Linked DNA regions of Homo sapiens: region 2 is linked to region 1. A link is an interaction called in ENCODE POLR2A ChIA-PET data of the cell type or tissue named here. Cell type or tissue: OCI-LY7. All regions are shown on one strand. Each heading gives the region's core, and the rest is flanking DNA. Links, peaks and the distances in the headings are about the cores only.

Region 1 (16,227 bases), core at 5,243-10,242:
CTATTTGGAAACAAAATGACTCTCCAGTTTTATATATGACATCCTCACAAAAAAAAAGTTCCAGAATGAGAAAGATCTGCCCTCCCTGACCCACTGGTGAGGAATCTCAGCCTTCAGGACAACCAGACTAAATCATTCATGCCATCTCCCATGACAGCATCATGTGGACCAGGGAGCCTACCTTATGGGTTTGGGCCACACACTGCCTGTCCCTAGCATTGCAGCTGGGGACACTTACATGCTGAACTCATGGCTGGGAGATCTGAGGTCCAGACATGACAGGAAAAGGAAAAAGACCAGGAGCTCTGCCTAAGTAGCCCCCCTGTGTGAATCACTCTACCCTCCACCCTCATCTTCAGTTCGTGATGGGTATTGTCTTGTGAAAACTGAAAGCTGGGCTGGGACACAGGCAAGAGAGTCTCTGACTCACAAATCTCCATCGTGGGCTCTCTGGCCTTTCTGATATTCTTTTCACACATCAATTCTGGGCCAAGACACATCCATGCTCATCAAGAAGGCATTGATAGGAGAATCAGGTAGCCTCCAGAGAGACAGGAAGCAGATAAACACCCTCATGTTGGCCTCCTAAGCCCAGAGGAGAAAAAAAAAAGTTGGAGGGGAAGAAGTTCAAGAAGCCACACTAGAAGCCACTGATTACCATCACCTCGGCACCTGTCCTCCATCTGCCCCTCTTTCAAGTGAGGACCAGACTCGGGACAGCACCTGCACCTCCCCCTCTGTCCATGCACTGTGTAGGGAGCCTCCTTCTGCTCTCATCTCAAGGTGGCTGCTCCGCCAGGTCAGCCGTATCACTGCTGAGAGTCTTCCCTGGGTCCTGGTCACAGGGTCTGGGATCAGCAGCAACCTGGCTTTGATTCAGCTCTGACCCTGCCCCTTCAGGACACAAAGCCCATTATTAAAGGGATAACTGAACTCTCCTAGTTCACTCAACCTTAGATTTTCCTTCTCAGTGTCCTTCTAGAAAGTGCCGCCTCTACTAAATGATTTCATGTTATTTGCTCAGGTCTAGAGCTATTTGATTTCCAAAATTCTATACTCTTCTGTTCTCATTCCCGGTCATGGCTCATTTTCCCTCAGCAGCTAATGATGCTAATCATGTATCTACCCCCCATTGTCACAAAAAAGAGAGATGGAAGAGTTCCTTAGATAAATACAGGGTTAGCAAAGAAAAGTTTCATTATCTCTTAAGAATTACTCCAAGATCTGGCCAGGCGTGGTGGCTCATGCCTGTAATCCTAGCACTTTGGGAGTCCAAGGTAGACAGGTCACGAGATCAGGAGATCGAGACCATCCTGGCTAACATGGTGAAAACCCATCTCTACTAAAAATACAAAAAATTAGCCAGGCATGGTGGTGGGCACTTGTAGTCCCAGCTACTGAGGAGGCTGAGGCAGGAGAACAGCGTGAACCCGGGAAGTGGAGCTTGCAGGGAGCCGAGATCATGTCTCTGCACTCCAGCCTGGGCAACAGAGCGAGACTCCGTCTCAAAAAAAAAAAATAAAGAATTACTCCAAGATCTAAGAAAATTAATTCCAGTTCTTCAAGAGTTTACTCCTCAGAAACAACAGCATGAATACATTAGGTAGTGAATGTTCTTGGTCTTCTCAATGAATAACGTCTGAAAGGTTCAGAGTATATGTTTCAAAAAGGTAAGTGCATAACTTTCAAAAAAATGTAGTATTAACATGTCAACAATTTTAATTGGTATATATATTTCTGAAAAAAAAAGCAGTATGATGGTAAAAGAAATGTAAAAAAGCCTTTGTAAAACCCAGTGCTTACAGTCCACCAGGATAGCACCTGTGAAGCAAATTTCCTTTGCTGAAGATACACCGCCTTTTAGAATAATAGCAAGATAGTTTGAATTTGTCTTCTTCTCTCACAGCAATCTAAAAATTAACTTGATCCCATTTATATGACATATCTAGAAATATTCCTGTACATGTGGACATTCCCATCGCACACCTCCCATCCAGGCTGTCCTAAAGTGGCATCTCCTCTTCTTCTGCTCATGTTCTCCCCCTCTCCTCACCTCTCCTGCTGACACGTGGCTCCTCCCTGCCTTCCTCTCCAGTAGCCCCAGCAGATCAGGCCCAACCAGTGAACAAGCTCCTGGACTTCTTGGATTTCTGAGGACTTGCCCTGCCAGGGTGTCTTTCTCAATCACAATCTCTCCTTCCCGGGAGTCCAGTTCTCCTAGATCCTGTTATTTATCTAATGTTATACATCTGTATCTACTTGGTGGACTTCCCTACATCTTCACCCGAACCCCAGGAATCTTCAGGTCATGCCCATATGACCTTAGTTCTCCTGGAGTCCCTTCTTCCTTCTTCCCCTGTGATCCCACCAAGTGGAGATCTCTTCTCAGACCCTGGAGTGCAGCAGGGACTTCTCTGGTCTCTGCCCCAGGGATTAAGGGGGTGGAATTGAGGACTCCTGTGCCCTTCCTATGCCTGTGTTTTCATCAGGGTCAGCTGCACAAGGTAGGGATTCCCACTCTCAGAGTATGAAGAGGGGCAGGGAGAGATTTGGGGAAGCTCTGCTTCAGCTGTGGGCACAGGAGGCAGCACTCAGGACAATCTCCAGCATGGCCTGGTCTTCTCTCCTCCTCACTCTCCTCGCTCACTGCACAGGTGACTGGATGCAGATCGAGGGGAGGGTCCCTGGGAAGCCTATGGATTCTTGCTTTCTCCTCTTGTCTCTAGAAGCAGAATCATGATGCCTGTGTCTCTCCCACTTCCAGGGTCCTGGGCCCAGTCTGTGCTGACGCAGCCGCCCTCAGTGTCTGGGGCCCCAGGGCAGAGGGTCACCATCTCCTGCACTGGGAGCAGCTCCAACATTGGGGCGGGTTATGTTGTACATTGGTACCAGCAGCTTCCAGGAACAGCCCCCAAACTCCTCATCTATGGTAACAGCAATCGGCCCTCAGGGGTCCCTGACCAATTCTCTGGCTCCAAGTCTGGCACCTCAGCCTCCCTGGCCATCACTGGACTCCAGTCTGAGGATGAGGCTGATTATTACTGCAAAGCATGGGATAACAGCCTGAATGCTCACACAGTGCTCCAGGCCCAGGGGGAGGTGAGAGAAGAACCCCCTTCCTCCTCTACCAGGAGGGTGAGCGCTCAGCTGCTACTGCTCAGGCGTGGCCTGTGGCTTCTGCTGCTGCAGCTTCCCCCATGGTCCAGGGGCATCCAGGGCCCTGCCTCAGAGTAGAGGCTTCTCTTTTTTTCTGTTCTGAGAATCATGCACAGCAGCTCCTTCCTAGGAACAGGGCCTCCAGGGACCAGAACATCCATCTCTTTGTACCTTGGGACACAGGGTCTCTGCAGTGAAGTCCTGGGCTGAGGTGTCAGGTCCAACTGTCATCACAAACCTGATGCAGAACCTGTGTCTCCATCAACCTCATTTCCTGATTTCTGGAAGTTCCGACTGTTGGCTTTCTGTCCCTGCTCCTCAGGGTGAATCGCTTGGCTTCTTTCCTCCCCAGCCTACTCTTTTTAATAAAACCCTTTCCAAGGAGGAATAATGTCCATACGAGAAAACACCTATATTTATAATATACCATGACACCCATTTTGGCATGTTTCTGGATCCTTGAAAGCATCACCACCACCGAGCTATGCAAGCTGTGACCAACCCCAGCAGCTCCTCATGACCCTTTGTCATCTCCCTTTCTACCCCAATGCCCTCCCGGGAAGCCACAGATCCTCCTCTGTCATTAGTGTTTGGTTTCCATTTTCTGGAAGGTATCAGTGTTCACAAACATTCTCTTGCCATTTGTTGAGGCTTCTTTCACTCCGCACACTTTTTGAGATTCTCCCTGTTGTTGCTGAATGACATCTCATCCCATAAAGGGCTCATCAGTACCTTTGAGGGCCCCTAGCCATTTTGCCTTTCATGCCCATTCCTGCATTTGTATATACACATATAGAATCCAGGGTAGCCTATATTCCTTTTAATCTGAATTTTAAAAAATCAATACATTTTCTGGGGCCCCTAACAGCGTCGAGTCCTGTAGGCATTTGATCTTCTCTCTCCAGTGATGCTCAGCCCTACTTGCATCTCATGCGATTATACTCACTTCTCGCCATTATTCAACAATTTTGTTTTATTCTCTTGGTTTTAAATAGGCAATACACAAACAAGATGCCACATGAGAACTATGGAAACCACTTCCCCCTCCTACATCCTGTCTCCTGGCCTGTTGGTTTCTCTCAGCTGAAGTGACCAGGAATGCTTACATTTATGTTCCCTCCCAGCCAGGATCTGTGTGTAGAAACAAGGGGGTCTGTCTGTGTCTGTGTGGGCAACCACATTATGTTTTCTTTAGTACCACTACAACCTTACTATTGACAAACAACTTTTTAATTCCTGAGACTGTGACTTCATGTAATCCTGACAGTAGCCCGATTATTGCTTTTGAGGCAGTGGTCCTGATTGGAGAGGAACTGTTTGTGACCTGGGGATGGCGTTCTCTAATTTATCAAATGTAAACACTGGAGGTCAGTTAAATTTGAATTCGGTAAAACAATGATGAAGAATCAATAGGTAGGCTGGGCGCCGTGGCTCACACCTTAACCCTGGCACTTTTGGAAGCCAAGGTTGATGGATTGCTTCAGGCCAGGAGTTCGAGACAAGTCTGACCCACGTGGTGAAACCCCGTATCTCCTAAAAATACAAAAATTAGCTGGGCCTCATGACATATACCTGTAATCCCAGTGACTCAGGAGGTTGAGGCATGAGAATCACTTGAACCCAAGAGGCAGAGGTTGCAGTGAGCTGAGACCGGGCCACTAACTCCAGGTGGAGTAACAGAGTGACACTCTGACTCAAAAAAAAATACAAAAAAAAAAAAAAAAGAGTCAGTATGTGTATCCCCCAGACAATATTGTGTATTTAAATATAAACATAACTGGGTGCCCTTTAATTTATCTGGCAACTCCACACAGTGTCACAACCTGGAAGAGGCATAGCTGGGGCAGTCATCCCCTTACTGATGCTGGGTCTAGGGGCTTAACTACAAAGACAGAGCTTTGCTAGCAAAGATACACTCAAGTGAGCACATCAGTGAGCATGAAATGCATGTGATATAATTCCCAATGAATGATGCCTCCTCACTTCTCTAATTATTCTTTCTATTATCCTTCAAGTCTGCAGATTCAGGGCCTCCCCAGGGGTTGCTTCAGCCTGAGCGCTAGACAAGTGATCTCATGTCCTGTCACACCCAGATGCATGGGGCTACTCTGTCCCCACACAGAGGGGCTTCAGCCTGGGGTGCATAAGTAACATGTGAGAGAGAGAAGAGCTCAGCCTGGCTCTGCTTATATCTAGTGAGAGACCAACTTCGGGTTCATTTGATGCTGGAGGCTGGTGAGCTGAGAGCAGAGGAGAGACCAAGCCTTAGAGTGCAGGGCTTTCAGGAGAGAAATTGGGAACCTGGAAATGGGCCACACTCTTCAGTGAGGAAGAAGCAGGCAGCTCTAGGCACAGCCCTGCATTCCTAGTGGCTTCCCCTTCATCAAGCTTGACTCCCTGCTTTGATGTCTGTCAGGGAATCTACTTCAGCAAGGTGAAGATCCCAGGGCTTTACTAAAAATAGCAGTAGACCAGGCAGGTATGTCATGGTTCAAGAGTTCTGTGCACAGAAATAAATACAGATGCATATTCACAAGGGCCCTCACAGTTGTCTCTTTTGGAGTGGAAGAGATGAAGAAAGGCAGGGAGAAATTGAAAGACTCAGTCGGTCTGGGCCTGGGGCAGCACTGGATGCTGTGGACTTATCCCTGAAGGGTCTGCAGGTGACCACAGCCAGGAAGCCAGCCCCTGCTATGACCCTGTGTCATCTGCTCACTGCTCACTGAGCTCAGCAGCTGTGTCCTCACAGGAAACTGGGTGCAGCCAGCTTGGCCTTCTCCACCCCACCTGGAAAATGTGGGCAGGTGACTGTCAGCATTGAGATCCTATGAAGGGGCTGGGAGACAAGGGAAGAGGGCTGATTTGCATGAAGCAATCATTCCACACCCTTATCTTTAAACTATATCCCATTAATGGAAGCTCTGGGGCCATCCAAACCTGATCAATCTAAGAGGGGTTATCAGCTGGAGGTGGTCAGAGTGAGGAAGAAACTGGCTTCCTTGAAAGACTCATCAACACAGCCACCAACTCTGGGACAAATGGGGTGACTCCCTATAACTGTCACCCGATATTAGCCACAGGAGCCTGAGCCTAGTCCCCTCACCTTATTGCTTCTGATTCTGGTCCAGTCCCCTGTTGTCCCTGGACCCTTGCCTATGTCTGAGTCCAGGGTGGCAGGGGTAGCCCCATCTCAGTCAACATCTATAGAGAGGTAAGAGCTACTACGGCTTCAAGCAGAGTCCACAGTTTTACCCATGAGGGCCTCTTTTGCTCCCCCACCCTGTCACACAGGTGACTACTGCTGTGGGTCTGGTGGAGTGGCCCCTGGCCCCTGAAGGACACAAGGTATTCCTTCCTCTCTAACACCAGGCATATAGTGGAGAAGGTATGGGTGGGTATAGAACAGATTGGCTTTTCTAGATGCAAATCGGTAAGACCCTGGCTACAGAAAAATTATTTCACAAAACCCCACACCCTTTCGTGACAAAAACACTCAGTGAATTATGAATAGAAGGAAATTACCTCAACATAGTAAACCCTATGTATGAAACTCCCACAGCTAACATCACGTGCAATCTGAAAGACTGAAGATATTTCCTGTAACTTCAGGAACAAAGCAAGGATGCGCACTTTCACCACTTCTATTCCAAATAGTATTGGAAGACCTAGCCAGAGCAATTAGCCAAGAAAAAGAAATAAACAGAAAAGAAATTAGAAATGAAAAAGTAAAATAATCTCTGTTTTCAGATGACCTAATCTTATATGTAGAAAATCCATAAAACTTCCACCAAAATAGCAAACTCTTCTCAGCTAAGGGACCATGTTCTAACCCAATGAAGGGAAGCTAAGAACCTTGATAAAAGGTTACAGGAACAGCTAAATGGAATAATCAGTTTAGAGAGAAACATAAATAACCTGATGGAGCTGAAAAACACAGCAGAAGAACTTCATGAAGCATACACAAGTATCAATAGCTGAACCAAACCAGTGGAAGAAAGTATATCAGAGACTGAAGATCAACTTACTGAAATGGGTGTGAAGACAAGATAAGGCAAAAAAGCAGGAAAAGAAATGAACAAAGCCTCCAAGAAATATGGGACTATGTGAAACGACCAAACTTACAATTGATTGGTGTACCTGAAAGTGACGGGGAGAATGGAACCACGTTGGAAAACACACTTCAGGATATTATCCAGGAGAAATTCCCCAACCTGGCAAGACAGGCCAACATTCAAATTCAGGAAATACAAGGAAGATCACTAAGATACTCCTCGAGAAGAGCAAGCCAAAGACACATAACCGTCAGATTCACCAAGGTTGAAATGAAGGAAACAATGTTAAGTGGATCCAGAGAGAAAGGTCAGGTTACCTACAAAGGGAAGCCCATCAGACTAACAGCAGATCTCTCTGCGGAAACCCTACAAGCCAGAAGAGAGTGGGAGCCAATATTCAACTTCTTAAAGAAAAGAATTTTCAGTCCAGAATTTTATATCCAGCCAAACTAAGCTACATAAGTGAAGGAGAAATAAAATTCTTTACAGATAAGCAAATGCTGAGGTATTTTATCACCACCAGGCCTACCTTACAAGAGCTCCTGAAGGAAGCACTAAATATGGAAAGGAAAAACTGCTACCAGCCACTGCAAAAACACACCAAAATATAAAGACCAATGATGCTATGAAGAAACTGCATCAAGTAATGTGCAAAATAACCAGTTAGCATCATGATGACAGGATAAAATTCCCACATAATAATATTAATTTTAAATGTAAATGGGCCAAATGCCCCAATTAAAAGACACAGACTGGCAAATTGGGTAAAGAGTCAAGACCCATTGGTGTGGTATATTCAGGAGACCCATCTCACATCAAAAGACACACATAGGCTCAAAATAAAGGAATGGAGGAATATTTACCAAGCAAATGGAAAGAAAAAAAAAAGCTGGGGTCGCAATCCTAGTCTCTGATAAAACAGACTTTAAACAAACAAGGATCAAAAAAGACAAAGAAAGGCATTACATAATGGTAAAGGGATCAATGCAACAAGAAGAACTAACTATGCTAAATATATATGCACCCAATACAGGAGCACCCAGTTTCATAAAACAAGTTCTTAGAGACCTACAAAGAGACTTAAACTCCCAGATGATAATACTGGGAGACTTTGACACTCCACTGTCAATATTAAATCAATGAGACAGAAAATGAACAAGGATATCCCAACCTTAGAAAACCCCATCGTCTCAGCCCCAAAACTCCTTAAGCTGATGAGCAACTTCAGTAAAGTCTCAGGATACAAAATCAATGTGAAAAATTCACAAGTATTTCTATGCATCAGCAATAGACAAGCAGAAAGCCAAATCATGAGTGAACTCCCATTCCCAATTGCTACGAAGAAAATAAAATACCTAGGAATACAACTTACAAGGGATGTGAAGGACCTCTTCAAGGAGAACTACAAACCATTGCTCAAGGAAATAAGAGAGAACATGAACTCAGCTCTGGACCAAGTGGACCTATAGATATCTACAGAAAACTTTACCCCAAATCAATAGAATATACATTCTTCTCAGTGCCACATAACATATATTCTAAAATTGACCACATAATTGGAAGTAAAACATCCTTAGCAAATGCGAAAGAATGGAAATCATAACAAACAGTCTTTCAGACTACCGAGCAATCAAATTAGAACTCAGGATGAAGAAACTCACTCAAAACCACACAACTACACGGAAATTGAACAACCTGCTCCTGAATGACTACTGGGTAAATAATGAAATTAAGGCAGAAATAAAGAAGTTATTTGAAGCCAATGAGAACAAAGAGACAATGTACCAGAATCTCTGGGACACAACTAGAAAAGTGTGTAGAGGGAAATTTATAGCACTAAATGCCACAGCAGAAAGTGGGAAAGATCTAAAATTGACACCCTAACATCACAATTAAAGGAAGTATAGAAGCAAGAGCAAATAAATTCAAAAGCTAGCAGAAGACAAGAAATAACTAAGATCGGAGCAGAGCTGAAAGAGATAGAGACGTGAATAACCCTTCAAAAAAATCAATGAATCCAGGAGCTGGTTTTTTGAAAAGATTAACAATCTAGATAGACCACTAGCTAGACTAATAAATAAGAAAGAAGAATCAAATAGATACAATAAAAAAGATAAAGGGGATATCACTACTGATCTCCCAGAAATGCGAACTACCATCAGAGAATACTACAAACACCTCTATGCAAATAAACTAGAAAATCTAGAAGAAAGGATAGATTCCTGGACACATACACCCTCCCAAGACTAAATCAGGAAGAAGCTGAATCCCTGAATAGACCAATAACAAGTTCTGGTATTGTGGCAGTAATTAATAGCCTACCAACCAAAAAAAGCCCAGGACCAGACAGATTCACAGCTGAATTATACCAGAGGTACAAAGAGGAGCTGATACCATTCCTTCTGAAACCATTCCAAAGAATAGAAAAAGAGAGACTCCTCTCTAACTCATTTTGTGAAGCTAGCATCATCCTGATATCAAAATCCGGCAGAGACACAACAAAAACAGAAAATTCCGGGCCAATATCTTTGATGAACATTGATGCGAAAATCCTCAATAAAATACTGGCAAACTGAATCCAGCAGCACATCAAAAAACTTACCCACCACAATCAAGTCGGCTTCATCGCTGGGATGCAAGTCTGGTTCAACATACACAAATCAATAAATGTAATCCATCGCATAAACAGAACTAAAGACAAAAACCACATGATTATCTCAATAGATGCAGAAAAGCCCTTTGATAAAATTCAACATCCCTTCATGCTAAAACCTCTCAATAAACTAAGTGTTGATGGAACATATCTCAAAATAATAAGAGGAATTTATGAAAAACCCATAGCCAACATCATACTGAATGGGCAAAAGCTGGAAGCATTCACTTTGAAAACCACCACAAGACAAGGATGCCCTCTCTGAACACTTCTGTTCAACATAGCATTGGAAGTTCTAGCCAGGGCAATCAGGCAAGAGAAATAAAGCGTATTTGAATAGGAAGAGAGGAAGTCAAATTGTCTCTGTTTGCAGACGATATGACTGTATAGTTAGAAAACCCAATCATCTCAGCCCAAAAACTCCTTAAGCTGATAAGCAACTCCAGCAAAGTCCCAGGATACAAAATCAATGTGCAAAAATCGCAAGCATTCCTACACACCAGAAATAGACAAGCAGAGAGCCAAATCATGAGTGAACCCTCATTCACAATTGCTACAAAGAAAATAAAATGCCTAGGAGTACAACTTACAGGGACTTGAAGGACCTCTTCAAGGAGAACTATACACTACTGCTGAAGGAAATAAGAAAGGACACAAAGGAATGAAAAAACATTCCATTCTCATGGATAGGAAGAATCAATATCGTGAAAATGGCCATATTGCCCAAAGTAATCTATAGATTCAATGCTATTCCCATGAAGACACCACTGACTTTTTCTGCAGAATAGAAAAAAGCTACTTTAAATTTCATATGGAACCAAGAAAGAACCTGGATAACCAAGACAATTCTAAACAAAAAGAACAAAGCTGGAGGCATCACACCACCTGACTTCAAATTACACTACCAGGCAACAGTAACCAAAACAGCATGGTACTGGTACCAAAGCAGATAAATAGATCAATGGTACAGAGCAGAGACCTGAGAAATAACACCACACATCTACAACCATCTGATCTTTGACAAACTTGACAAAAACAAGCAATGGGGAAAGGATTCCCTATTTGATAAGTGGTGCTGGGAAAACTGGTAGCCATAGACAGAAAACAGAAACTGGACCGCTTCCTTACACCGTATACAAAAATTAACTCAAAACGGATTAAAGACTTAAATGTAAAACCCAAAACCATAAAAACCCTGGAAGAAAACCTAGGCAATTCCATTCAGGACACAGGTGTGGGCAAATACTTTATGATGAAAATACCAAAAGCGATGGCAACAAAAGCTAAATTGAAAATGGGATCTAATCAAACTAAAGAACTTCGGCAGAGTAAAAGAAACAATCATCAGAGTAAACAGGCAACCTACAGAATGGGAGAAAATTTTTGCAAGCTACCCATTTGACAAAGGTCTAATATTTAGAATCTACAAGGAACTTAAACAAATTTACAAGAAATAAACAAACAACCCCATCAAAAAATGGACTAAGGATATGAACAAACACTTCTCAAAAGAAGACATGTATGTGGCCAACAAACATATGAAAAACAGCGCATCATCACTGGTCATTAGAGAAATGCAAATCAAAACCACAGTGAGGTACCATCTCACACCAGTTAGAATGGCAATTATTAAACAGTCGGGAAACAACAGATGTTGGTGAGGCTGCGGAGAAATTGGAATGCTTTTACACTGTCAGTGGGAATGTAAATTAGTTCAACCATTGTGGAAGACAGTGTGGCAATTCCTCAAGGATCTAGAACCAGAAATACCATTTGAGACCAGTAATCCCATTCCTGGGTATATACCCAAAGGATTATAAATCATTCTACCATAAAGACACATGGACACATATGTTTATTGCAGCACTCTATGCAGTAGCAACGACTTGGAACCAATCCAAATGGCCATCAATGACAGACTGAATATAGAAAATGTGGCATATATACACTGTGGAATACTATGCAGCCATAAAAAAGAATGAGTTCATGTTCTTTGCAGGGACATAGATGAAGCTGGAAGCCATCATTCTCAGCAAAGTAACACTGAAACAGAAAATCAAACACTGCATGTTCATACTCATAAGTGGGAGTTGAAGAATGAGAACACGTGGACACAGGGAGGGAAACATCGTATACCAGGGCCTGTCCGGGGGGGCTGGGGGTCAAGGGGAGGGAGAGCATTAGGATGAATACCTCATGCATACCGGGATTAAAACCTAGATGACAGGTTGATAGGTGTAGTAAACCACCATGTCACATATATACCTCTGTAACAAACCTGCGGGTTCTGCACACATGTATCCCAGAACTTAAAGTAAAATAAACAAATAAATAAATAAATAAATAAATAAATAAAATAAGTCCCACCAAAACAAAAACTGTTAGAACTATTAAATACATTTGGTAATATTTCAGAATACAAAATCAACACATAAAACCATCTAATGGACAGCCATGATGGCTCATACCTGTAATCCCAGCTCTTGGGGAAGCTGAGGTGAAAGGATTGGTTAGGATCAAGAGAGTTCAATACCAGCGTGGGAAATGAAGTGAGACCCTGTCTCAAAAACAAACAAACAAACGAACAAGCAAACAAACAGGGTTCTTATATTTCTATACTTAATCAACCAAACAGGAAACAAGAAGACAGGACACAACCCAAAATGAAATTAAGAAAACAATTCAATTTACAATAGCATCAGAAAGAATAAAATACTTAAGAATCAAGAAGGGGACTCTTCTATACTGAAAACTATAAAACATTGCTAAAAGAAATTAAAGAATACACAAATAAATGGAAAGAAACATTGCTAAAAGAAATTAAAGAATACACAAATAAATGGAAAGAAAACATTTGTTCATGAATTGAAAAACTTGATATTGTTAAGAAATCAATACAAACCAAAAGAAATCTACAGATTCATTTCAATCTCTATTAAAATTCCAATAATTTTTTTTGCAAAAGTAGAAAAAATTAATTCTAAAATTTACATAGACTATCACAGGACTCCAAATAGCCAAAATGATCTTCTAAAAGAAGAACAGTGTTGGAGATTTCACACTTCCTGATTTCAAAACATACTACAGAGCTACACCAATCAAAGCAGAGTGGTACAGATAGACAGACAAATAGATAGACAGACAAATAGAATAGAATTGAGCACCCAGAAAGAATCTCTTAGTTATATGATCAAATGATTTTAAATAAGGGTAGCAAGACCATTGAGTGGGGAAAGGACAGACTCCATAAAAAATGTTTTTGAGAAAACTGGATATCCACATGCAATGTGGAAATGGATAAAAGACCCAAATGGAAAAGCCATAACTGTAAAAATCTTAATAGAAAACACTAGGAAGAAGTTTAACAACATTGGGTTTGGAAATGATTTCTTGTATTTGACGCCAAAAGCACAAGAAAAAAAAAAGAAAAAGAATATAGATAAATTGGATTTCATCAAATTGTAAAATTTATGTGCAACAAAGGACTCTATCAACAGAGGGAAAATGCAAATCATGGAGTCAGGAAATATTTTGCAAACATTGTATCTGGTAAGGTGTCCAGGATATAGAAAGAACTCCTACAACTCAACAGGAATAAAAAAATAGAAACAATCTGAATAAAACATGGGCCCAAGACTTGAATAGATATTTCTCCGAAGAAGATCAATAAATGGCCAATAAGCACATGAAAAGATGTTTAGCATCACTAATCATTAGAGAAATCCAAATCAAACCACAATAATACACAACTTCACACCCAGTAGGATGGCGTTACCAAAATAATAGAAAATAACAAGTTCTGGCAAAGATGAGTAGAAATTGTGGAGAAACTATAAAATGATGCATCCACTGTGGAAGCCTTATGGCAGTTCCTCAAAAAATTAAACATAGAATTACCATTTTAACAGAATTTTCACTTCTGGGTATGTGCCTAAAAGAATTCAGAGCAGGGTCTCAAAGAGAAATTTGTACACCCTTGTTCATAGCAGCATTGTTCACAATAGCTAAAAGGTAGAGGCAGCCCAAGTGTCCATCTAATGGATAAATGGGATATAGTATACACACACAAGGGAATAGTATTCAGCCTTAAAGAGAGTGTTCTGGCCCATGCTATGGCACAGATAAACCTGAAAGACATCATGCCAGCAGAAATAAGCTGGCTTCAAAAGAACAAAAATTGTTTCATTACCCTTATATGAGGTACCTAGAGTAGTAAAAGCTACCGTGACAAGAAGTATAATGAAGTTTCCCAGGTCCTTGGGGTGGAGAGTAGGGGGAGAATGGACAGTTATTTGTTTTTTGTTTAGTTTAGTTTTGCTTTGTTTTGTTTTTGAGACTGAGTCTCCCTCTGTCACCCAGTCTGGAGTGCAGTGGCACAATCTTGGCTCACTGCAACCTCTGCCTCCTGGGTTCAAGCGATTCTCATGCCTCAGCCTCCCAAGTAGCTGGGATTACAGGCATGCACCACCATGTTCAGCTAACTTTTGGTATTTTTTAGTAGAGATGGGGTTTTACCATTTTGCTCAGGCTAATCTTGAACTCCTGGGCTCCAGTGATCCACCGACCTTGGCCTCTCAAAGTGCTGAAATCAAGGAAGTGAGCCACCACACCGAGCCGGGCAGTTCTTGTTTAATGGTTGCGAAGTTTTAGTTTGGGAAGATGAAAAATTTCTGAAGATGAATGGTAGCAGTGTGATTGTACAAGTTGATTTACTTAGTGACACTGAAGTGTACACATGAAATGGTGAAGGTAACAAATTTTATGTTTGAATATTTTACCACAGTCAAAAAGAGGAAGATTTATATTTGGCACCATTGCTCTACTTCCAAGAACAGTAGAAAGATACAGTAGTAGGAGAGTGTGCACAAGTATCCAGGACGTCTTTCATTTTTTGCCAGCCCTGCAGCATCCTAACAATCCAAGAGAGCAGGAGGTGCCTCATTACAGGGGACTCAGAATAATGTGAAGAAATCTGGGGCGGGGTGGGGGCATAATGATAGCACACAGGTGCCGGACCCAGTCCAGGAGTGGCCACAAATGCAAGGGCTGCAGAAGAGGGGGAGATGAAGCTGGTGGCAGTGGTAGCAGCTGCTTCAGCTGGAAAGGGGCATCTGTTGCTTTCCAAAGTGGTTCACAGTTGAAATATCTGGCATAGATACTTCATCCTGCCTACCTTTCATGACTAACTATATTTTCATTGCAATATATGCAGTCATAGTGAGAATACCTATTTCCTCCAGATACAAGCAAACGTGAAGGAAATGTGCTTTAGTGCTTTGGCCAACTTGACATGGCAGTCACAAAAAGAGGATGAATATCCAAAGACAACCTTTTCCAGAGATAAGGTTATTATACCATTTATTGTAAATACTGGAAGTGCACAACAATCATTCAGACACCTGGGAAAATGACTTGACCAAATACAATTGTGAAAACAATGAGTAAAGAAAGTGATATATTCTTGGTAAAAGAACCACTGGATCTAGTGAGTAAAGAACCAAAAGGAGATGACCCTAGATTGGAACTTTTAGACCAGGACCTTGGTAACATTGGTCCTGTTTATGCAACAAAAACAAAGCAATACCTTGTCTACCAGTGAGAATCTGAATGAGGGAACAGCAACAGGAAGCAGCAGAAAAAAGGAAAAGAAGCTCAGTGCAAACAGCTGAATGGGGAGATCACAGGGACCACCAAGAAGGTCCAGGGTTTTCTGCTCAGTGCCTTCCCTCTCATACACCTTAGAGCACCCACTGAACAAAGATAACTACCAGTATATTCTAGCTGAGCCTGATCCCCACGCCCTTGGTCCTCAGAAGCTTGAACTTGACTGCTGGGCAAAATTCCTTATTCCTGGAGACCTCTACAGAGGCTGCTTGTATGAACAGGTTTTGTTAGCCTGACATAATTGAGCTCCCCAGTTAAAAGTCTCCAATGACCTGCTGGCTGACTGTGGTTGAACAGAAGGTCTACTCTATGGTACGGGATTCTCATGGGTTACCTTGATATCACCATGGATGAGATGCCACCAGACACTGCTGCCAGACTGGGTTGGTCCCAGTCTTTAGATAACTGTCAAGCTTCCTTAGTTTATGATAAGTTTAACTATTCTTGGGAGAATTAAAGGGAATGAAGTTCCACCAGTCCACTGGCAAACACTACTCTTCTAGCTATAGACAAGGAGACATCCTGGGATTTTATATGAATCTTCCTGAAGAAACAAAGACAGTCAAGTCATTGCCTGATACTTACAAAGATAAGGCCTTGATAAAGTTTAAGAATTATTTGTGTTTTGAGGAAAAAGACTTTGTGACTGAAGCAGAGAAGAGCCTAAAAGAGACTTCCCACAGTGAGATAAGATTTTATAAA
Region 2 (16,227 bases), core at 5,060-10,059, 200 kb before region 1:
CAAATGAGTTCTGGGACTACATGTTCTGATTGGATGAGAGAAAAACCTCTAGGCATACTCAGATTTGGACTTTGTTATCATGTTCTGACTGGATGAGAGCAAGTCTTAAAACGACCAATCAGAACATGATAATAAAGTCCAATCAGAGTAGGCCTAGAGGTTTTTCTCTCATCCAATCAGAACATGCAGTTCAGGAATTCATTTGCATACCCTCCCTGTATAAAGCATGTTGAGTGGGCAGAGTCAGGGTCTTCCGTATATTCTCCCCGTACCGTCCGTGCTCGGCTTAGTGCAGGAAGAGGAGAAGAACGGGAAGACAACCGCGGCACAGCAGCTTACCTGCTGATGTTGGCTGTGGTGATGGAGCCTGCTACCGGAGCCACAGTGGCCCACAGCGGGAGCATGGCCAGAGTGGTAGAAAGACAGTGGGGCAGGTATGCTATCAGAGCTGCGCTGCCCGCGGTGAGGGCAGATTGGGGGCGCTATCTGGGGTTGCATTGCCTAGGTGGGTTCTGTGCAGTATCGGGGACTACGTTACTTGCGGAGGTGGAACAGGGGAAGGGGGTGGGGTGGGGGGTACACTATTGAGGATGGGATTAGGTGTGCTATCGGGGGCCGTGCTGATCATCAAGGCGGCTTAGGTGTGCTATCGGGGCAGGGGACACGCTGCTCCGAGTTGGGGGATGTTACAGGGGCTACACTGCCTGTGGCTGGCAGGGGTTAGGGGCACTATCTGGGGCTGCACAGCCGGTAGTGGGTGGCGTGTTAGGGACGCTATAAGCTACTGTGTTGTCTGTGCCCCAGGGAGGGTTGGGTGTGGGGTTGGGTGTGCTATCGGAGGCTACAGTGCTAGCAGACAGGTTAGGGGCACTGTTGGGTGTTGCACCGCTTGTGCCAAGGGGTATGTTTGGTGTGCTATTTGGGGCTACAAGGGGCAGGTTGGGAGCACTGTCGGGTGCTGCACTGCCCATGGCAAGGGGTGGGTTGGGTGCACTATCAGGGGCTACACTGCCCAGGGCGGGGCGGGTGGGGGGGGCGTGCTATCCTGGGCTTCACTGCCCATGGCGGGGGGCTGGCTGGGGACGCTGTCATAGGTTGCATTGGGGTGGTAGGGGGCGGGTTCGGTGTGGTATTGGGGGCTGCATTGCCAGCAGTGTGGGGGGGGGGGTGGTTGGGGGCACTGTCAGGAGCTTGCGCTGTCAAGCTAGTAGCAGGTTAGGTGTGCTATTGGGGGCTGCACTGCCCGAGGTAGGGGGGCGGATTAGGTGCGCTATTGGGGGCTAAACTGCCCACAGCTGGCGGGGTTTGGGGGCTCTGTTGGGGGGTTGCAGTGTCAGAGGCGGGTTAGGGGCATTATCAGCTGCTGCACTACCCGTGGCAGGAATCAGGTTGGGGGCACTATCGGGTGCTGCAATGCCTGTGGTGGGGACGGGTTGTGGGCATTATCGGGTGCTACACTGCTGGCGGTGGAGTGGTTGGGGGTGCTATCGGGGTCACACTGTCAGCGGCGGGGGACAGGTTAGGGGTGCTATCGGATGCTACACTGTGGTGGAGGGCAGGGGGTGGGGTGTTGAGAGCGCTATTTGAGGACTACATTGCTGGCAGCGGGGGGCGGATTAGGGGCACTCTCAGGGCTGCACTGCCGGCAGCAGGCAGCAGAGGTGGCAGTGACAGCAGTGGTCTCCACGGAAAGGACAGTCCTTCCCTCCCTGGACTCCAGGCTTTACAAAGCGATTTTCTCCTGCTTAAGTACAGAGGACATACAGTGTTTCCGCAGGAATACTGAGCACGGCAGGGCCCCCCACATCTGCTGTGGTTCCCTGGGTTACACCCTCTCGCTCTGTGTTGTGGATACTGCCTGGGACCCCCAGGCACCGAGTAACGTGCACCACGTGGGGGACGGTGCTCTCTGGGTGGAGGCTCAGGAATGAGAGCCCGCACTTGGGTGGGGAGAGCTGGCTGGGTCTGACTTTTTGCTGCTTCCGTTCCCCTAGGACCGCAGCTCTGGTGGGCCCAGTGGTTCCTGCGGAGTGGGGAGCCGGGCACTGTGGTGTCTCCAGTCCCCACCACAGGCTCCGATTCATGGCCAGCTTGGGCCGAAAGGGGAGGGTGGGTGTCAGTGCCTTCGCTGAAACTGGCACCTGCCACCCAGTGGCCAGCATGACCAAGGTGAGGCTTTAATGCTACCACTCCCTGCATCTGTTCTAGGTTTTTCTGGCTTTGCCTGCCCAGCAGTCTGTGCCCACCTAGAGGAGTAGGAGGGGCCACCATGCCGCATGCTGGAGGCTGGAGCCCGCAGCCTGCAGATGGCACAGTACTACAGCTCGCCTTGCTGCGGTTGGTGGCAGTGATGGAGACTGCAGCTCGACCCCAGCGATGGAGGCTGGAGGTAGGAGGGTACCTGGTGGTGGCCACGTGGTAGGAGCCTTGTAGGGTGGGGCTGGTGCATTGAGAGCAACAGCAGCAGTGGTTGTATTGGCATGGGCATTAGTGGTGGCAGCAGCAGCAAGTCTGTGAGCCGGGAAGGGGGTAGTAGGAGCCCTGCAAGGCCCAGCTGGCCTGGGGTGGGTAAGAAGCAGTGGGTGCTGCAGCGTGGGCCTCGGTGGCAGCAGTGGAAGTGCAGCCAGGGCAAGGAGTCCTCCCCCACCTTTCTGCAGTCTCTGGAGGGCGCCCACCTCCTGCTGGCTCCTGAGCCAGGCATGAGTGGCAGCATTGTCTCATTCTTAACAAAATTTAGGGAATGACTATTTGTGTATCTTTTTGCTTGTTTTTTGTTGTGTTAATCTTGGACTTTTCGAATTTCATGAATCAGGGAGTGGATAAAAGGTATCATAATAGGCCTTCTAACTCTATCACCTGATTTTTTTCCTTTCTTCCAGTCTGTTTTTTCTTATCACCATCATCTTGTTCTTTATTTTCTTATGCTGCTGCCTATATTTCTGGTTTCTATTCTTGTTTCTCTTTCTGGTCCTCCTGCTTTTTGTTTTCTTTATCCCAAGCAATGGCCTTAACAAACTGAAACTGAGTTAAAAGTAAACTACTTGCTAGTGTGTTGTATTTTTAAAGTAATTGGTCCATTACTGTGTTTTAGAGATGAGAAAGTAGTTGCATAATGATTTAGTTACTTGAATAGCTTTGCTTTCGTGATCCTGTTAATGCGTTGTAAGTAGTTATGCAAGGAATCAAAAAATGAAGCATCAAATAAAATACTGATAGCAAACAGTCATTTCATCTCTCTCCCATATAGTCTGGAGATAAATGCAAGTCAGGGGGTTAATAAGTTCCAAAAATTTATGAGATCGTTAAGTGAACCACATTCCCTTCATTTTATTTTTCTGCCACAGTTTTCAAGAGCATTGTCATTTGCATGAGCAAACCTTGTTCACCACATCTTTGCAACAGGGAAGGGAAGGGGAGGATCATATGTACAATGTTTTAAGGCAAAAAAATTCACAACCAAAAGCAAGGCTTTATTAACTTTCACCTTCGAGAAGCTGCAGTGTTGAGCCCTGTTTTATTCCTAGTATTACTGCCTTTGATACGAACTCTTAAGTGATCACTTTAGAAGTTAATGCATTTTATTGACTGCTTTCAAGAAACAGTCTATATTGTATCATGCATGTTTTTCAAGCCCGCAGAATTGTATAAGGCCTATATATACATAGGGCCTATAATTTTGACACTTTTTAATGATTTATAAGGTTACGATCATGTAAAATCCTGTTGACACGTGAGAATATGCCTAAGTACCGCTAGATAGCTTATTTTGAAGAGATAGTTATTTTGAAGAGATAGAAATTGGTTGCAGTTTGTTAGGTGTATTTGTCAATGCATTGCCTCAATGCTTTAAAGCATATAGAAGTTTGAATATGCTTTAATCTCATGTAGTCCTTTGTTTATAGGGTGTTTAATATTTTTAAAGACTAAAGATGTCACAGCCCCCTTTAAGGTTCAGTAATATTAAGATTGGAGATTTATAGGGTTAGAATCCAACAAATTCAGAGGAAAATTGTTAAATTATATAGCTGTAGAGCAGGAAATGAAACCCAGGTTCTAAGCTCTAAGGGGACCATGAGCTGCCATACCAAGTGCATCAGTGACTGGGCATAGAGTTGGCAGAATTACAGGATGGTTAAGAGAGTGAGCTGTAGAGCCTCACTCTATGTGAACATGAATTTTATATAAGTATGTATGTATTTATTTATTTTGAGATGGAGTCTCACTCTGTCGCCCAGGCTGGAGTGCAGTGGTGTGATCTTGGCTCACTGCAACCTCTGTCTCCCAGATTCAAGCAATTCTCCTACCTCAGCGTCCCCAGTAGCTGGGATTACAGGTGCACACCACCATGTCTGGCTAATTTTTGTGTTTTTAGTAGAGTTGGGGTTTCACCATGTTGGCCAGGCTGTTCTCGAATTCCTGACCTCGTGATCCACCCACTTCAGCCTCCCAAAGTGCTGGGATTACAGGCAGCCACTATGCCCGGCTGTGAACATGAATTTTTAAACTGCATGGTGCTTTGGGTCCCAGCTTCTCCATCTGTACAATGGGGACAGTACTAAGGTTTTCTTTTTCTTCTCAGTTGACTGAATTATTTCCATAGTCTGTCTGTCTTGCCACTCTTGTTACCCACACGAAAGGACCTAAGGTAATTTCTGACAGCCTGGGACTCCTTGTGCAAAACAGAAGGTGCCACAGACCTCATTTTAGGAGAAACCTTTGTTTTCCTCTTGGAACCCCAAGAACTGTAAGCAGACAGGTCCATCTCAAAATCCAAGGCTCTGCTCTGTTTTGCTTTGCTTTACCTGACTTTTTTTTTGATTTGGGTGGGCATCAAAAATTAGTAGGGGAGAGCTAAAGAAAGTTGTGGATATGAACATGTATTTATGGTAAGGTAAGTTATGAAGGAGAGAAATCTTAGGATCTTGTATGGCAAATTCTTGCACTAAAGTAGATAATGACTAATTAGGAAAGCAGGAAATATAGGACAAGTCAGAAAGTCATAAGATGGGAGAGAAAAGCTTACGCCTGGTAGATCCTCTCCTGTCTAGAAGTGTCGTATGTGTGATGTTTATATGAAGGAGCTCTAATTAATTGGATTAAAAGATAATGAAAGCTCTAAAATTGTCAGAAAAATAGAAGCTCTAATGCCTTTTATTTCACGTGACTTCAGCAATCTTTGGGAAATGAGAGTTTTAAAATTATTGGTGGTAAAAAGTCTTCAAAAAGTAGACATTTGGTCTAAATTAAGTCAGAGGTTAAATTGGCTAAGTGCTTTAATGTCATAAACTGCTTCTTTGACTTTGGAAAATTGTTCAGTTTACCTAATTTGGAACTGTTAGATTTCTAGGTAAGGCCTGGGGAGAGGTGGAGTTAGCCATGTCTCCTAGCTATGCTGGAAGAGTTAGACTTTATCTGCAGTTCTGTCATGTATCCTGGACTCTGCACCTGGTATGTAATTGAAACTGCTTACATTGAAAAGAAAAATTATGTGTTTTTGGTTTTAAAAGGGGTGGGAATATGGTTTTTTCCAAAAAGTGAGTTTTGGCAAATTTAGAAAGTTTAAGAATTATTTTTAGTTGTAAGAAAATAAAGTTTAAGCAAGTTATAGAAGGTTTATGAAAATTAACTTTGTAAAGAATTGTGTGTGTGAGCAAGTTGACTAAAGGGACAGTAATGTTAGATGTAATAAATGCAGGTACCCTTCCACTTTATCTTCTGTTTCTTAGGTTATAAATATTCACTACCTACGTTTCTAAAAACTCTTTCACTGTAATATTAACACATAACTCCATTCTCCTTGTATTGCCTGCTTTTTCATAGTATCCTGAAATTGCATTAGTAGATTTAGATTCAGAAGATGGTGGGGAAGCATCTTATGAGTGTTTTAAGTAAATTTAAGGCAAAGGGTTTTCTGTACATGGGTGGTTATCACAGCATCACTTGTTGCAGCAAAACACTGGGTAACAACAATGTTTATCAATGAGAAATTGTTCGGATAAATGATGATTTGTGCCTTGCGAGGCTCAACTATTCAAAAGCACCCTCTTTTCCTCACTTGCTTTACCTTTGGTTCTGGGCCTGGAGCCTTTCAGAGGTTACTCAGGACAGTGGACTCCTGTTTCCTGTGACTAATCTGGACAGCGGCTTCCTATTTCATTCTTCAGCATCTTCCAAAAATTTCTGAAGATAATTTCTTCCTTTGTGACCACCCATACTCTTGGTTTACTTTGCAGTTAACAATTTCATGCCTTCACTGGATTATCTGTGTGAAGGTGTGGGGTGTATGTGTTCATACTCTGGAGGGAGCAGAGGAAAATAGCCACAGCCAAAGGAGTAATCTTGCACTAAATACTCATTATAAGAATGTTGATACGTTCATAGATGGTAAATCTGTCAGTAATTTTTACTTGTATGATTCTTGGTTAAGACTGCACTCACTGGTGATAAGCGTGCTGAAGGGATCATAGGTGCTATACTTATGTGTGGGAATTGCATTCAAACCACCAATGCCTGTCTACTCAAGTTTTGTTGCCTTTTGATTAAAAACTCTTGGGAATGTTTCCCTGGCATGCAAATATGGGAACTGCAGTTTGATTCTAGGTAGAAACTCTTTGGTAGTTGAAATGCCATAATAAGAGACACAGCTGTCAATGGGCAACAATTCACTGTTGGTAAGGAATTTACAGTGCTACTTGCCATATTCTTCTTTATCCAGACTTTGTGCCAAGAAAATGAAATTCTTTTTAAAAATTTTTTTCTAGAGTAATCCTACAATATTGCTGTTATCAAGCCTGATGCTGTAATTAGTAGAAAATGTCTAGAAATTAAAAGAAAAGTAGTATTTTCCAACTATGGTTAAATTAATTGCAAAATAACTTCCTCTTAATTGTCAGATTGGAGACAAGCTTATTAAGAGTGAAATAAAACATAATGTGTTGCTGGTGCTAGGTACCTCTAAAGCCTTTGAGCACTTTCTTCTTTATAAAGGCTCAATCTACTCATGTGTCCTGTAAATAATCCTGCTCTACCAGCATCCTATGTAAATTTTAAAAATTATAGTTCATATATTAGATTGTAACAAATGTTGTTCTTCTTTAATTATATGCAATGCAATCTTGTTATAGACTCACATTAGCTTGCCTTATTCCCTGTATGTTTGCTGTAAAATGTATAGTCCTTTTCAATATATGATAGCTTAAAGATGGACTTAATATTTTGTTTTAGAACCAAAATCTTTTATCTTATATACAGGAAAATTACATTGGAATTCAGAGATCAGCAAACATTTCCTGTAAAGGATGAAATAGTAACTATTTTCAGGTTTGCTCAGCATGTGGTCTCTGACAACTAAACTCTGAAGTCATACCAAGGCAGCATCAGTAATGTTTAAATGAGTGAATGGCGCTGTGTTCCAATAAACTTTATTTACAGAAACAAGTGGTGGGCCACATTTTGACTGCAGGGTATAGTTTGTGGACCCCTGAACAATGGCTTTTTCTGAAACAACACAATTGAATTGAGATTTGAAAGAATGTTGAGGCAGCATTGTTTGTCTGGGGTAATACCTGAGGTTTGTCATCTCACACCAGGGAAATCAGGGATGTGGACACACAAGAAGTGAGTTCAAGAGTGGATGATTAATAGGTGAAAGAAAGAGAAAAGAGAACAGCTCTCTCTCCTGCAGAAAGAGAGAGGGGCACCTGAGTGGGTCTTCCGGTTTTGTGGTGAAAAGCACAAGGTTTTATAAAGGAGCTTGAGGAGGTGGTGTCTTGATTTACACAGGGCTCTAGAGACTGGTTGGACCAGGTGTGAACGTTTGCATAGCACAGGGAGAAGCTGGCCATTGCACCCTAATCTTTTATTATGCAGATGGGTTCTTTACCTTACCAGGACCATATTGTCTGTTCCTTACTGTACCTGTGGTTGACAGAGAAAAGGGAAGATGGAGCCACCATGTTGAACATGCCTGGCCCACAGGTAGCCTTTTCCTATTGGCACAGCTGCTGGCATTCCTATGAGAGCTTATCAATGTCTGCAGCCCAATTTTACAAGATGCTCTTTGTTAGAAAATAAATGATATGGGTTTTTTTTTTCATTAGTAGGAAAACTTTACACTAGGACTTCCTTACTTTCAGTATCTGCCTAAATAATTTCTTTTTAATTCCTACATCAATGTTGCATGTGCAATAGAGAAGGTGACATGTAGGGAGCTGTGTCAGCAGGGGTTGCATATTTCTTGATGAGCATCCCATGATGCATTCTTCTTCACTTGTGGCAACATTAGCATTAACTAATCTACAGTAAAGTAGATGGGTCCACAGGTCATGGGACATACACTAGCTCTGCCAATTACATGTTGATTTAAATAATATCATTCTCTAAGGACAGCTTTTTTTCCCCCAGATCCTGGTATGTATGTGGAGTTGGGGAGAGACACCAAACTGTACCCCATTTCCTCATACATTGCTTATACTTTTAGAAGTGTTTGAAAGATAATATCACATACTAGTAGTTTACTGTTTCTTATTCAAGTTAGTTTTAATAGTCGCTAGGGTGAATGTTTTCAAAATTGTATAGATATTCGGGTTGAGGCAATACTATAAATTATGAGTTCATCTCAGTTTTTTTGTGCTAGCGTAATGACATTTCGGAGACATAATGCATATGTGCAAAATACTTCACCTCTCTGGAAAACAGTAAAGGGCTACATAATAGGACAGACAAAAATAAAGGCTTGGCGTAATGGCTCACACCTATGATCCCAGCACTTTGGGAGGACAAGGCGGGTGGATTGCTTGAGCTCAACAGTTCAAGACCAGCATGGGCAACATGGCGAAACCCATGTTTACAAAAACGATAAAAATAAGCCGGGCGTGGTGGCATGTGTTTGCAGTCTGAGATACTTGGGGGACTGAGGCAGGAGAATCGCTTGAGCCTGGGAGGTCAAGGGTATAGTGAGCCGAGATCGTGCCACTGCACTCCATCCAGCCTGGATAACAGAGTGAGACCCTGTCTCAAAATAAGTAAAAATTTATAAAACAAAGAATGTTTCTAACTGTAATAAAGGAGAAGTGATCAAGCTTAAGTGTAGCTTAGATTTAATCTTTGATTTCCGGGTACTATATTACTTAAAAATATGATTTGGATATTTAGAAGTTGTTCAAATTAGAAACTCAGGAGTGGGGTCACTGGTCACTAAGGTGCTGAATATTTTTAATACCTTAGTGGATATGTAATCAACAAAGCCAACGGAACCAATAGAGCATTTGCTTTCATAAGAATTTAAGTGTTGCTGGGTACTCTTAAATCGAGCTCACATTATTGGTGTCATTTAATATAATTACTGAATTTCTTTGAACCCAGTTTCCACTTTTTAAAAATTATTTAGCTCATTAGGCTGAAAACTTCTCTTTGTTACATTTTATTACACTTCAGTGTAATATGTGTAAGATGTACATTGCTTCTCTCTAGAAAGGTGAGACAAGTTGAAGCAGGGTTGGGGGTGGGTGCTTCCAGTTCATAGGTAAATAGGAGACAAACGGTTGCATTCTTTTGAGTTTCTGATTATCCTTTCACTGAATACACAATTTACATGCAAGATGCCATAGAGGAATAGTCACTTATGCCTGAGTCTGGCTTAGTGAATCTGCATTTTTACATAAAAAACTGGGCAGAGAAAGCCAATCAGATACACATTTGTCTCAGGTGAGGAGAGGGATGACTTTGGGTTCTGTCCTTTGTCCCCCACCTGTAAAGATAATCTATCAATTGCCAATTTATATTGCCAGGGTCAAATTCAACAGAACTGTTTTAGTGTAAAGATCTTGAGGCCCACAAGAAATTTCCTTTCTGACAAATTATGAGGGAGGTATATAGCTTTCGAAATCTTTGTAGTTATTTTTTTATTTTATTATTTGGGTTTTTTTTTTCTTTATTGACAAATAATTGTATATACTCACAGGGACATAGTGATGTTTCAATACAGAAAAGTTATAGTGAGCAGAGCAGGATAATTTCATATCCTTTGTTAAAGGAAAATAAATCTCCGGGACACCCCACTAAGCCAAATAATAGTTATCTTATTTAGAAATAAAATGGGAGGCAGGTTTGTTTGATGGAGTTCCTAGCTGAGGTGGGAGAATTGCTTGAACCTGGGAGGCCGAGGTTGCAGTGAGCCGAGATCGCGCCATTGCACTCCAGCCTGGGCAACAAGAGCGAAACTCTGTCTCAAACAAACAAAGACTATAGAAAAGCTATTTGTGAAAATGCTTTTTGATGTGCTGTTTTATGTCACAGAATGCAACCTGTGTTTTGATTCAGCAAGTTCAAAACACTCTTTTTGTGGAATCTAAGAATTGATTATTTTGATCCTATTGAGCTTTCATAAGAAAATATGAATATCCAGTTGTAAAAACTAGAAATAAGCTATAAGCTATCTGTGGAATGCTTTGTGAGGTGCTGTTTTATATCATAAAATTGAACTTGTGTTTTGATTGAACAAGTTGAAATTACTCATTTTGTAGAATCTAAGAAGTAACGTTTTGGAACTTCTTGAGCCCTTATTAAAAAATAGAAATATTCAGTCCTAAAAACTAGAAACAAGCCATCCGTGCAAATGCATTGTGATGTTCTGTTTTGTATCATAAAGTTGAACCTGTGTGTTGATTAAACAGGTTCTGAACACTTTTTTTTGTAGAATTTATGAAGTGGCATTTCTGAGCCTATTGAGCCCTTATACAAACATACAGTTTTAAAAGCTAGAAACAAGCTATCTGTCAAAATGCTTTGGGATGTGCTATTTTATGTCACGGAATGAAACCTGTGTTTTAATTCAATAGGTTCAACACATTCTTTTGGTAGAATCTGAGAAGTGACATTCCCAAACCTCTGAGGCCTTTAAAAGAAAATACGAATATTTTCCTCTAAAAACTAGAAACAAGCAATGCGTGGAAACGCTTTCTGATCTGTTAGTGTCACAGATTGGAAACTTTGTTTTGATTGAGCAAGTTCAACGCACTCTTTGTAGGATCTAAGTAGTGACATTTCCAAACCTATTGAGCCCTTATAAGAAAATATGAATATTTAGTCCTAACATGCTATCTGTGAAAATGCTTTTTTTTTTTTTTTTTGGCACAGAGTCTTGCTGTGTTGCCAAGCTGGAGTGCAGTGGTGTGATCTCGGCTCACTGCAACTTCTGCCTCCTGGGTTCAAGCAAGTCTCCTACGTTAGCCTCCCTAGCAGCTGGGACTACAGGCGTGCACCACCACGCCCAGCTAATTTTTGTATTTTTAGTAGAGATGTGGTTTCACCATGTTGGCCAGGATGGTCTTGATCTGTTGACCTCGTGATCCGCCTGCCTCAGCCTCCCAAAGTGCTGGGATTACAGACGTGAGCCACCATGCCTGACTGAAAATACTTTTTGCTATGCTGTTTCATAACACAGAATTAAACCTGTGTTTTTGTGAGACAGGTTCCAAACACTCTTTTTGTAGAATCTAAAAAAGTGATGTATCCAAACCTTTTGAGCCATAATAAGAAAACATGAATATTTAGCCCTAACTGCTGGAAACAAGCTATCTGTCAACACACTTTGTGATGTGATGCTTTATATCACAGAAATGAACTTATGTTTTGATGAAACAGATTCAAAACACTATTGTAGAATCTTAAGAAGTGACATTTCTGAGCCTATTGTGACCTTATAGGAACATACAAACATCCAGTCCTAAAGTCTACAAACAAGCTATCTTGGAAAACACTTTTTGACGTGCAGTTTTATAACACAGAATTGAACCTGCATTTTGATAAAAACACGTTCCCAACTCTCTTTTTGTAGAATCTAAGAAGTGACATTTCGAATCTATTGAGCATTTACAGTAACGTATGAATATCTTGTAATAAAAACTAGAAACAAGCTATCTGTAAAAACACTTTGTGATGTGCTATTTTATGTCACAGAATGGAACCTGTGTTTTGTTTCAGCAAGTTCTGAACTCTTTGTAGAATCTAAGAAGTGACGTTTTTGACCTTATTGAGCCCTTATAAGAAAATACAAATATCCAGCTATAAAAACTAGAAACAAGCTATCAGCGAAAACACTTTTTGCTGTTTCATATCACAAAATTGAACCTGTATACTGATTAAACAGTTTCCAAACACTTTTTTTGTAGACTCTTAAGAAGTGATGTTTCTAAGGCAGTGAGGCCTTATGGGAACATATACATAATCCAGTCCTAAAAACTAGAAACAAGCTATCTGTGATAACCATTTGTGATATGCTGTTTTATGTCAGAGAATGGTACCTGTGTTTTGATTCAACAACTGTGAGACACTCTTTTTGTATAATCTAAGAAGTGATGTCACCAAACCTATTGAGTTTTATAAAAAATATGAATAACCCTAAAAACGAGAAACAAGCTATCTGTCGAAAATGCTTTGTGATGTATTTTTTTATATCAAATAATGGAACCAGAGTTTTGATGAAACAGCTTCCAAACACTCTTTCTGTAGAATCTAAGAAGTGACATTTCCAAGTCAATTGAGTTCTTACAAAAAAAATGCAAAATCCAGTCCCAAAAAACTAGAAACAAGCTACCTGTAAAAATGCTTTGGGACATGCAGTTTTATGTCACAGAACGGTTCCTGTGTTGATTCAACAAGTTCAAAACACTCTTGATGTAGAATCTAAGAAGTGCTGTTTCCAAACCTATTGAACTTTTATTAAAAAAGTAAAAATATCCATCCCCAAAAACTAGAAACAAGTTATCTCTGAAGATGCTTTGTGACGTGATGTTTTATGTCACAAAATGGAAACTACGTTTTGATTTAGCAAGTTCTAAACACTTTTTCTAGAATATAAAAAGTGACATTTCTGAGCTTATTGAGCTCTTAGACGAACATACAAGTATCCACTCCTAAAAATGAGAAGAAAAACCTATCTCTGAAAATGCAATGTTATGTGCTATTTTACATCACAGAATGAATTTTCAAACACTCTTTCTGTAGAATCTAAGAAGTGAAATTTCCAAACCTGTTAAGCCCTTATAGGAACATATGGATATTCAGTCTTAAAAACTAGAAACAAGCTATATGTGAAAATGCATTGTGAAGTGCTGTTTTATGTCACAGACTGGTCCCTGTGTTTTGATTCACCAAAGTTGAAACACTCTTTTGGTAGAATGTAAGAAGTGATGTTTCCAAACCTATTGAGCTTCTATAAGAAAATATGAATATCCAGCCCTAAAAACTAGAAATAAGATATCTGTGAAAACACTTTGTGATGTGCTGTTTTATGTCACAGAATGGAACCTGTGTTTTGAGTTGACAAGTTCCAAACACTCTTTTTGTAGAATCTAACAAAGTGACATTTCCAATCTTACTGAGCCCTTATAGGAAGATGTGAATATCCAGTCCTAAAAATGAGAAAAAAAGCTATGAAATTGCATTGTGACATGTTGCTTTATGTCACAAAATGGAATCTTTGTTTTTATTCAACACTTTCAAAACTTTTTGTAGAATGTAAGAAGTGACATTTTCAAACCTATTGAGCCCTTATAAGAAAATGCAAATATTTAGTCATAAATATTAGAAGCTCTCTGTGAAAATGCTTTGTGATGTGCTGTTTTATATCACAGAATTGAACCTGCATTTTGATGAAACAGCTTCCACTCACTTTTTTATACAATCTAAAAGGTGACATTTCCTAGCCTCTTGAGCCCTTATTGGAGCATATGGATATCCTGTCTTAAGAACTAGAAACAAGCTAGCTGAGAACATGCTTTATGACATGCTGTTTTATGTAACAGAATGGAACCTGTGTTTTTAGTCAACAAGTTCCAGACACTCTTTTTGTAGAATCTTAGGAAGTGACATTTTCTATTTTTATTGAGCCCTTATAATAAAATATTAATATTTAGTCCTAAATATTAGGAAAAAACCTACCTGTGAAAACGCTTTGTGATGTGGTTTCATATCACAGAATTGAACCTGTGTTTTGACAAAGCAACTTTCAAACACTGTAGAATCTAAGAAGTGACATTACTGAGCCTATTGAGCTTTTATAGGAACATACAAATATCCAGTTCCAAAAACTAGAAACAAGCTCTTGGTGAAAACGCTTTGTGACATGCTGTTTTATGTCATAAAAATGGAACCTGCCTTTTGATGAAACAGCTTCCAAACAGGTTTTTTTTTAGAATCTAATAGTTGACATTTCTGGCCCTATTGAGCCCTTATAGAAACATATGAATATCCAGTTCTAAAAACTAGAAGCAAGCCATCTGTGAAAATGCTTTGTGATGTGCTGCTTTTTGTCACGGAATAATACATATGTTTTGATTCAACAAGTTCAAGACACTCTGTAGAATCTAAAAAGTGAAGTTTTTGAACCTATTGAGACTTGATTAAAAAATACGAATATTCAGCCCTAAAAGCTAGAAGCAAGCAATCTGTGAAAACACTTTGTGGTATGCTGTTGTATGTTATGGAATGGAACCTGCATTTTGATGAAACAGCTTCCAAAACACTTTTTTGTAGAATCTAAGAAGTGACATTTTGGAGCCTATTGAACCCTTACAGGAAAATACGAATATCCAATCCTAAAAACTACAAACAAGCTATCTGGTAAAACGCTTTCTGATATGCTGTTTTATGTCTCAGAATGGTACTGGGGTTTCAATTCAGCAAGTTTGAAACTTTCTTTTTATGGAATCTAAAAAGTGACATTTGAGAACCTATTGAGCCGTTATAAAAAATTCAAATATTAGCCATAAAAATTAGAAACAAGCTAGCTGTGAAAACGCTTTGTGGTGTGCTGTTTTATGTCAAAGAATAATACCTGTGTTTTGATTTGGCAAGTTCAAAGCACTTTTTTTTCTAGAACCTACGTAGTGACATTTACAAATCTGTTGATCTTTTATAAGAAAATATGAATATCCAGCCACAAAAACTAGGAAAAATCTGTGAAAATACTTTGTTATTTGCATTTTATGTCACAGAATGAAACCTGTGTTTTGATGAAACAACTTCCAAACCCTCTTTTTGTAAAATCTAACAGTGACACTTATGAGCCTATGGAGCCCTTATAGAAGCACTCAAATACCCAGTTTTAAAACTGGAAACTGTCTCAAAAACACTTTGTGAGGTGCTTTTTTATGTCACAGAATGAAACGTGTGTTTTGAGTTGAACAACACACAAGTTTCCAACACTCTTGAATCTAAGAAGTGACATTTTCAAACTTGAGCCCTTATAGAAACATACAAATATCCAGTCCTAAAAACAAGCAAAGGCTATCTGTGAAAATGCTTTGTGATATGCTGCTTTGTGTCATGGAATGGAATCTGTGTTTTGATTCAAGTTTGAAACACTCTGTAGAATCTAACAAGTGATGTTTTGAACCTATTGAGTCATTATAAGAAAATGCAAATATTTAGCCATAAAAATGAGAAACAAGCTTTTTGTGAAAATCCTTTGTGATGTGTTTTCTATCACAGAATTGAACCTTTGTTTTGTTGAAATAGTTTCTAAACATACTTATTGCAGAATCTATGAAGTTATATTTCTGAGCATTTGAGCCCTTATAGGTACACATGAATATCAGATTCTAAAAACTAGAAAGGAGCTATCTTTGAAAACTATTTGTGATGTGCTGTTTTATGTCACAAAATGATAACCATGTTTTGATTCAAAAAGTTTGAAACACTCTGTAGAATCTAAGAAGTGACATTTCTGAGCCTATTGAGCCCTTAGTAAAAAAACAAACAAAAAACGAATATCCACTCCTAAAAACCAGAAAAAAGCTATCTGGTAAAATGCTTTGTGTTGTGCTGTTTCATGTGACAGAATGGTGCCTGTGTTTTGATTAAACAAGTTTGAAACACTTTTTTTTTGTAGAATATAAGTAGTGATGTTTTAGAATGAATTGAGCCCTTATAAGAAAATGCAAATATTTAACCATAAAAATAAGAAACAAACAACCTGTGAAATCACTTTGTGATATCCTTTTTTTATGTCACAGAATGGTACCTGTGTTTTGATTTAACAAATTTGAAACACACTTTTTGTAGAATCTGAGATGTGACATTTACAAACCAATCTTAAGCCAGTTAGATACTCTGATGAGCCAGCTGTGTGTGTATGTGTGTATGTGTGTGTGATCTTTGATTATTAAAACTGAAAAAATAATCGTATATTCATGACTAGTAGACACAGTGTTTTAAAACTGATTC

The links. Peaks named below come from ENCODE experiments on the same cell type or tissue, not always from the same donor. Only the 100,000 strongest peaks of a DNase experiment are listed, where the experiment ranks them.
Region 2: POLR2A ChIA-PET joins it to region 1 with 5 read pairs; 2 of 35 experiments call an interaction of 5 or more read pairs at or near these places.

Annotation. Positions count from the first base shown.
Region 1 is chr22:22,324,743-22,340,969 of GRCh38, forward strand. It overlaps IGL, IGLV1-50 and the pseudogene ASH2LP3. Among named protein-coding and RNA genes, the nearest start is that of VPREB1, 88 kb to the left of the region's middle. In OCI-LY7, for the core only: no CTCF peak of the experiment used is centred there; no DNase peak of the experiment used is centred there.
Region 2 is chr22:22,123,749-22,139,975 of GRCh38, forward strand. It overlaps IGL. Among named protein-coding and RNA genes, the nearest start is that of VPREB1, 110 kb to the right of the region's middle. RefSeq lists a silencer at 4,211-4,726. In OCI-LY7, for the core only: no CTCF peak of the experiment used is centred there; a DNase peak (open chromatin) is centred at 7,773.